2 separate regions of the Homo sapiens genome follow, and region 1 is linked to region 2. Evidence: chromatin contacts called from ENCODE Hi-C or POLR2A ChIA-PET data. All regions are on one chromosome and are shown on one strand. The core of a region is the stretch at or near the end of the contact, and the rest is flanking DNA. Distances in the headings are between cores, read along the strand shown. Region 1 holds the start of PPP1R1A (protein phosphatase 1 regulatory inhibitor subunit 1A). Region 2 holds the start of PDE1B (phosphodiesterase 1B).

Region 1 (3,735 bases), core at 269-2,768, 39 kb after region 2:
ATCTCCACATTGGGAAGCTGAAGTGGTAGGGAGAGTGTGTACCCCTGCCCGCTTCCCTTCACATCAGACCTTATTCTACCAAACAGCTGGAGCAACAAAAATGACAAAAAACACTCTCTCCACCTCATCCCAAGAGGTCACAAAGTTTTTTTCAGGTTGGGGGTGGCCAGCCAGAGCCTGGCAGCTTGTTGAGAGAAACAGAGAACTGACCTTGTGGGAAATTGATATTCTTTAGGAATGGGAATGTCTAGGCAAATGGACAGAGATTACAAAGAGATGGAGCAATAGGCAAATAAGCAAATATTTGGCAAACAAGGAGTAGTAAGGACCACGGGTGGCCACCCTCTCCACACATACGCTCACTCTCACCGAGGCATACACTTGCTCACACACTCTCATACACTGCCCCCTCTGCCAGGCTGCTCTGAGCTAAAAATAGACCAGGCTAGGAGGCTGGGCCAGGGCCCTGGACTCCCACCCCTTGAGCCAAGGCTGTCACAGTGCTTCTCCCTTGCATATTGTTCAGCTTGGACCCCAGCCCCTGGAAAGACTCCACCTCTGGCCTCCCAGTGCTGCTGGCTCAGTCCCACCTGGACTCCCCACTCCAAAGGGCAGGAGTTGGGAATAAGGGCCATGTGCGGAGACTTGAAGAAGGGAGCCTCAGCCTACAACTCGACCACCCCTCTCCCCTCTCCCTGGAGCCCCAGCCCTCTCAGTGGTCCTCAGTCCCTTCCTGTTATCACTTTCGGAGCCCAGCAAGGTGGCCCCCAGTTAGGAGGGGACAGGGAGAGCTGTTTCTCCTCTTCCAACTCCCACCCTTCCAGGCTCCCTCTCCATTACCGACCCCTCCCCAGGCCCCTCCCGCACTGCTGCTGATTCCCTTCAGCGCCACCACCAAGCTCAGAAACTCTAGTGGGGGTTGACTGGGTGGGGGATGCAGGGTTGTTTAAGGAGGGAGGGGTCGTGTCCTCAAGCAGGCCCCCTCCCCCAGGACTGGGGAGGAAGAGAGCGACTCTCGCGGGGCCAGGCATCGAGTGGAGGCGCTCTTCCTTCGGTCAGTCTCAAAGAAGCACAGATTCGAGATGTGGCTCCGACGGTGGGGGAGGGGACAGAAGACCCCCCCCCGCCCCCCGCAAACTGAGCGTTCGTCCTCAAAAGGGCGCACTGCTAAGGGAGGACTAGGCAGGGATCCTGGGTCCCACCAGTCCAGGGGTCCCTCGTCCTTGGCTGGGCGAGTGCCCTGCCGCCCCGCCCTGCTCCGCACCTGCTCCGCCGCCTCGGGGTCAAGGTGCGGCTCCAGCAGCGGGACCGTGAACTGGATCTTTCGGGGGCTGTTGTCTTGCTCCATGGCTGGGGCGGCGGCCGGTGGGCCCGCGCTGCGGCGGGAGGGAAGGCGGCGGGACTCGGGGCTGGGGCGGGCGCGCTCCCTCTCCGCTCCGCTCCGGCCCCGGCCCCAGCCCGGCGCGCTCGGCTCCCGGCTCCCGGCACAGCGCTCCCAGCTCGCGGCTCCGGGGACTCTGCCGCCGCCGATTGGCTCCGCACCCGCCCCTCCCGGCCCCCTCCCCCTCCCCCAGCCCGGAACCTTAACCCCGTCGTGGCTGCACCGGCGGCTGCGGGGGTCACCGCCCCGCGGGCCGCCGAGTCCGGGCGTGGCCCGGGAGCCGTCGTAGTGGACAGCTCAGGCAGATACCTCAGTGTCCTCGGAGTTTTGGGCAGGGCGTTGGGGTGGGGAGTGGCTAGGAAGAACTTCTCCTAGCCGGAGCAGGTTGTTGGGGCTAGGAAAGTAGAGGGGCGCTGCAGGAGAGGAGACTAAACGCGAGAGGAAGATTGCATTTATGATTTTAAAGGGGGTTGTATTATAGAGAAAAGATGGAAAGGGGATTTAGGCATGCAGCAGGAGGGATTAAGGTTAGACTTCGAGAGGGACTTTCCTTTGCAAGGAAAACACTAGGCGGAGGTAAAAACTTGGAGGGAAATACGAAGTCTGCACACCCGTCCTGTGTTCCCTCAGTGCCAGGGAGAGGAAACTGAAGACTTCAGAGGGTCTCCGGAGGGCGCGTTTCTCTCGAAGTGCCTGTGGGAGTGGGTGGAGGGCTTGGGGAGAGAGGACCATCTGGGACTCGACAAAAGGAATAACGATGGTGGGGAGCCAATCCTGCTTGTGAAATCGAGTTCTCTTTCTGCTTGCTAAATTAGGGGATGGTAAAGTAGGTGAAAGGCCTGCAAGGGGAAAATGCCTGGGGAGGGAGAGAGAAACTCCTTTGGTGGGGTGGCTTGTTTACAGATAGGGTTGGTTTCTAATTTCACTATTGGCAGGATACTGAAAACGAGCTGCTGTAACTGAAGGAATGGAGGTTAGACTATGGGAAGAACTGACTAGTTTGGTGGAAGACTAAGATGCCAGTCAATACGAGCCAGTGAGGGAGACAGGATATTCACAGGAGCTGGTGTGCTCGGTCTAAGGACTGGGGATCACTAGATGGGGGAGGGGATGTGCTGGGCACTGGGGAGGGGTAGGGCTGGATGCATCTTTTCGGGAGGAGAAGGTGGAGAGAAGAACTGGGGATGGGGAGGAGGGCACAGGGAGTCCTGGAAGAGGGGAAGGGGTCTGTCTCTTTAGCCTTAAACCAAGCAACTGGCAAGTGCCATACAGATTCATGCCTGGTTCTTGGAGAACCATATGGTCATCTTCTCCTCTAAGGTGTCAGCCTCAACTCTCAGTTGCCTCCTCTCCTGGGCAGCCCTTTCCAGACCTTGATTTCACAAGGCCCCTTCCCCTCTAACCTCACAAAATAACTTGTCCTGCCTTCCCCCCAGCCATATCTTTTTACACATGTCGGGCTCAGTTTTCTCAGGGTAAGGCTGGGGTTATGGGGACCCAGTGGGCCAGCTGGACCTCTGTCTGCAGGTTAACTGGCCCCTGTTTTGCTGTCACCTGGACTCCAGGATTGACTCCTGACACCCAGCCTGCACTTGCAGGGCCCCTTTGCTCTCTGGTGTGGCAGGGCCAGGTGGAAAACAGCTGGTTGGGCTTCCCCGTCTCCATTCCCAACCTTTGCGCAGATCCCCCCACAAGAAGTGACAGTGGAGAAAGAGATCGTGAAGGCCCTGAAGCAGAGAGGATAACGGTTGGGGGCTAGGGAGATACCTGGCTCATTAGGGCCCAGTTGCTTGCTCTGGCCTCCTTCCTACTCACCCCACCTCCTAACCACACATCCACAGAGCAGGATCCCAAATATCCTCTAAATAGGTGACTTGTCTATTCCCCATCCCATTCTACCAGGACCATGGGATGTGAAGCCAGGATTCCCACATCCCTATGTCTGGGGACTCAGGCTTCTCTCATGAGCCTCCATCTCATTTGTAAAACAGACAGAGGATCCCACCTCCTAGGGTTGAGTATCATCTTGGGTAGAGTACCTGGTGCATAGAAGGTCACGGTTAATTGTAGCTGCTGGTTTTATTGTTATTTCCTGGCAGGACGGCAGAGTTGAGGGGTGGTCACCTCTCAGAGTGGTTACCTCTCCACCCCCACCCCAGACATCCAGGCTGCCTAGTCCTCTTTCGTATTCCGTGCTCTCCCTCAAACTTTGGTCTGGTCATGGAAATTCCTCCCCAAGTCTCTCACCCACCCTATGTTGCCTTCTCAAGTCCCGGATTCTCAGAGTCCTTTGTCCTGAAAGCCACGGGTAAGGAGAGAGACCAAGAGAGCTTGAGCTCTGGAGAGATGGCTGA
Region 2 (4,098 bases), core at 916-3,415:
TTAAATGAAGGGAATTAGAGTGGATGAACTCTAATGTCTCTTTCACGAATAACTTTGTGTGTGTGTGCGTGTGTGTGTGTGTGTGTGTGTGTGTGTGTGAATTAGCCTTAAAATGAATCAGGAGCAGGGGGTCTTGGGAGAGCAGGATGTGACACTGTGTTAACAAGAAATGTTGAGAGAGCCCTCTGGATGTATGTCTTGCCTCTTTCCCACCTATTCTAGTTTAAAGACCTGCCTAAATTTGGAAACTCCTTAGCTCTAATCCTAATTTACTAATTAGAGCTCTTTAGCACCATCCTAATTTGCAATTCTTTTGTAGTTTCCAGCCCATTTCATTTTCAGTTGATAAGGAGGAGATTGCTCCCAAATTTTCAGAAATGGACTGTGTAGGAGTGTGACTAGGGTCTCAGATGCAGCCATTTCTTGGCTGGGTCTGGGGAAAAGCCAAGGGATGTGTGCTAAAGGTAGATGGACAGAGGGTGGGAAGTCCCTTATTATTTCCACTTTTTTCTCCATCTCTGACTCTGCCATCTCTTTCTGCCTCTGTACTTTCTGGGAGCTGGTTCTGCTGATACTTCTGCTGAATCTAAATGCTGACCTAACTTGGCAATTCTTTTATGTTAGGAGTCTTAGCTGTGACAGTTCATCCGCTTCTTCGCCCTTCCATTTCACTTCTTTTCTCCTTCTCTGACTGGGAGAGGAGGAGCCTCCACTCAGTATTTAGAACAGAGTAAATACCTTCTCCTGATCACTCCTCCTTCCAACCTCCAGAATTTTTTGAAATTAAAATTCACATTCTGGGATCCTGGATTAGTGGCCTGTTTTGGATTCAGTAGTTAGTGAATATATCTCCACTTTCTGTTGACATAGGAGTTTCCCCAATGCCAAAGCAGGTGGTCATTAAGGGAGAGAACAATATGGAGCAAGAGAGGTGGTTCCTGCAAGAGTCCTAGGTAGGACTCGGTTGGATGGAGGAGGCTTTGCCCTTTTACAAGGTCTTGAGTTCAAATTCCAGTTCACTCCTTCCACAAATGTTTATTAACCAGCTAGGCTGTTTTGTGCTGGGCCTTTAGCTCCTAGATTTCTTTCTCTGAAGACAGAACAGAAAAAATGAGCTGGAAGTGCTTCAGGAGGGGTTTTGATATCAGGAATGCTTTCCTGGCTGTGTAGAGTTATTACCTAGTCAAAGAAGAAGATGTTAAGCTGGGTGCGGTGGCTCACACCTGTAATCCCACCACTTTGGGAGGCCGACGTGGGCGGATCACGAGGTCAGGAGTTGGAGACCAGCCTGGCCAATATAGTGAAACCCCATCTCTACTAAAAAATACAAAAATTAGCCGGCGTGGTGGCCCGCGCCTGTAGTCCCAGCTACTCCAGGAGGCTGAGGCAGGAGAATCGCTGGAACTGGGGAGGCAGAGGTTGCAGTGAGCCGAGATCGCGCCACTGCACTGCAGCCTGGGCGACACAGACTCCTTCTCAAAAAAAAAAAAAAAAAAAAAAAAAAAAAAAAAGATGCCTGCTCTGGAGAGCTTTGAACTTGGAAGAAATTCCTATCTGCTAGGCGGGCAGGCAGAAGTACCATGGAGAAGGCCACAGTCTTGGAGACAGGTGGGGAAGATCAAGCTGAGGGACCCGAGGCCAAGTGTGGGATGCCATCACAGCTCAGGGCACACCCTGAACTTTTCCAAGACAGGAGCACAGGTGGGGTCTGGTCCGACTGGGTTCCGAGTCCAGATCTAGCAGGGAAAGATGTGTGCTCATCCCCTACCCCGCACTCAGACATGGGACACGCAGGCAGCTAGGCACACGTGGATACATGGAACCACAACCACATACACAGAAACTCAAAACACACGGAGAGAACCCACACAACCACCCACACCGAAGTCCAGCCCGCCGCCTCCGCTGCACTCTGTAAACACGCACTCACATCCGCCAGTACAGGGCACACGCAGCCACTCGTCCCCGGCGCCTGTGTGCGTGCGCTCGCCCTTGGGCGCTTCTGTCTGTGTGTGCCCCCGGCTTCCAATCGTTCCTTTGGGAGGGGGAGGAGTGGCTGTGAGGAGTGAGAGACTGGCGGGCAGGCTGAGGAGAAGGGAGGGAGAGCAGAGGGAGGGGGGAACCCGGCCGGGGGAGGAGGAGAGAGGCGAGGAGGCGGCTCTGGCAGCGCGCGGCGGCGGCGGCGGTAGCGGCAGCAGCAGCGGCGGTGCGGAGAGCTTGGACTGGGAGCCCAAAGCTCGGCTGGGCAGCGGGAGAGGAGGAGCCGCAGGAGCTGCAGCTCTGCCAGCTTGGGCCGAGCCTAGAGACACCGGCCTGGCTGGTCCACGCCAGCCGCAGGTGGGAAGGGCCTGGGATGGGGGGTGAGGGTCTCTCGGCTGGGGCTGAAGCTGAGCCGAGGTGCTGTCTCCTCCTTCTGTTCCGTAGACCGTGGCTGAGCATGGAGCTGTCCCCCCGCAGTCCTCCGGAGATGCTGGAGGAGTCGGATTGCCCGTCACCCCTGGAGCTGAAGTCAGCCCCCAGCAAGAAGATGTGGATTAAGCTTCGGTCTCTGTAAGTCCCCGGCCCGGGAATGGGGGGAAGGGACCTTAGGGAGCCTGAGCGGGAGGAGGAGGGGGGATAACTGGAGCAGGGCTGTGGGCTGGTAGATTCTCTTTGGCACAGATGTTGGCAGGTGCGAGGAAGCACGGCCCTGACACGCGTGGCCAGGCCACATGTGCAAGGCATGTGCGGAGCAAGCTGGCCAGTTGGAGCGGGCTTAGGAGTTGCAAAGGTAACGATGTGCCTGTGCCTGTGGACCCCAGGCTGACACACGCAGCGCCTAGAGGCAGCACAGTATATGCAGTGTGGCAGGGCTGCAGGAGGGCAGTAGAGGTGCCAGGCTGACTCACACATATCCATGTGCAGAGTTGTGCAGATGTGAGCCACATGACATGTGTGTGCATGAGTGAGCGTGGGTCACAGAGGTATGTGGAGTGATTGCACACAGCTGTAGATCTACTGCATGGGAATACTTGTGCCAACCTGTGGGTCATATGTATCTCAGTTGGGATTGGTAGTTTCTGCCTCATGCACAGGAAGTGGGGTGGGGGTTACCCCATGCCTGAGCTGCTCATCTCTTGGGGCCTGGAAACTCACTCTATGTATTAATGATGAGGGGACCCACGTGGAATCTGGAGGGGGGGTTGGAGCCCCCACCTGGAAGCTGAAGGAGGTGATGATGGTGAAGAAATATTGATTGACAAAGGCAAGGTAACTGGCTTAATCAGAGGCTTTTTGTTTATATAGGGTCTTCCAGGATCTCCAAGCACATTTGGGCATCTTTTCCTATTGTTGCAGTACCAGGGCATGTGGGGAGGAATAAATGGGGGAAGGAAGAACTCAGGTATCTGATACTCCAGTCCCAGGGGAGGAAAGGAACTTTTCCCCTGCTCCTTAGAAAAAAAAGAGGATTGGGTCAAAGACAAGCCATGCACCATGTTTATCTCCCAGTCAGCTGCTGCCATTGGGAAATCTCCGCAGTCTGTTGATTCTTAATCAGGGAACAAGAGAAGATGTCCCTCTCTCCGAGATGAATCCATGGCCCCAGGAAAGAGGAAACAGATAGGAGACTATGGATGTTTAGAGAGGAAACACAGTAAACATAGCCCTGAACCCAGTTCCTCCTCAATGTTCTCCATAGTGAGCACCGAAGCTTTCTATTTCTGGGTTCTGGGAGAGGGAGAGATGGGGGTAGGGGATGGATAGATGCTTATGTTGTATTGTTCTTTAAATACTTCACCTATGGTGATAAGATGACACCTTTTTATGGCAGATGGGTCTGATTTATACACTAGCTACTTGGAGAGGCGTTAGGGAGAACTGAGGCATAGTGGGCAACAAGGCTTGGAATCCAAATGTACTTCTCAGTCCTCCTCCTTGGCTGCCTCTGGCCAATCCAATTTGCTGGGCTCTATGAAGCACAGCCTTGGAATGAGTTCTGGGATGAAGAAATGGAAAACCAGATTGAACTGATTTTTGTTGGGAGGAGCACTGTGTGATTCTTGATAGAAAATGACGCTGCGTTAATGGTAAATGAGCTGGGGAAAGGGGCAGATAAGG

The links. A loop is a pair of places that touch in the nucleus more often than their neighbours do. ChIA-PET counts read pairs that join two places held with the same protein, here RNA polymerase II (POLR2A). Pooled maps may share reads with other maps.
Region 1: a loop to region 2 is called in a pooled map, with 2.5 times the contacts of the local background. The contact joins the promoter of PPP1R1A here to the promoter of PDE1B in region 2. A Hi-C loop is called at or near these places in 1 of 168 maps with a recorded cell type or tissue (breast epithelium) and 7 of 50 pooled maps. POLR2A ChIA-PET finds 5 or more read pairs at or near these places in 6 of 52 experiments (A673, HEK293T, Panc1 and 2 more).

Annotation. Positions count from the first base shown.
Region 1 is chr12:54,587,141-54,590,875 of GRCh38, forward strand. It overlaps PPP1R1A (protein phosphatase 1 regulatory inhibitor subunit 1A), which reads right to left and starts at 1,519. Exons shown (of 7, transcript NM_006741.4): 1 at 1,265-1,519. The coding sequence starts at 1,348.
Region 2 is chr12:54,547,436-54,551,533 of GRCh38, forward strand. It overlaps PDE1B (phosphodiesterase 1B), which reads left to right and starts at 2,166. Exons shown (of 16, transcript NM_000924.4): 1 at 2,166-2,337; 2 at 2,425-2,550. The coding sequence starts at 2,438. NCKAP1L (NCK associated protein 1 like) reads left to right here. Exons shown (of 31, transcript NM_005337.5): 31 at 1-808. RefSeq lists a silencer at 2,091-2,150 and an enhancer at 2,716-3,344.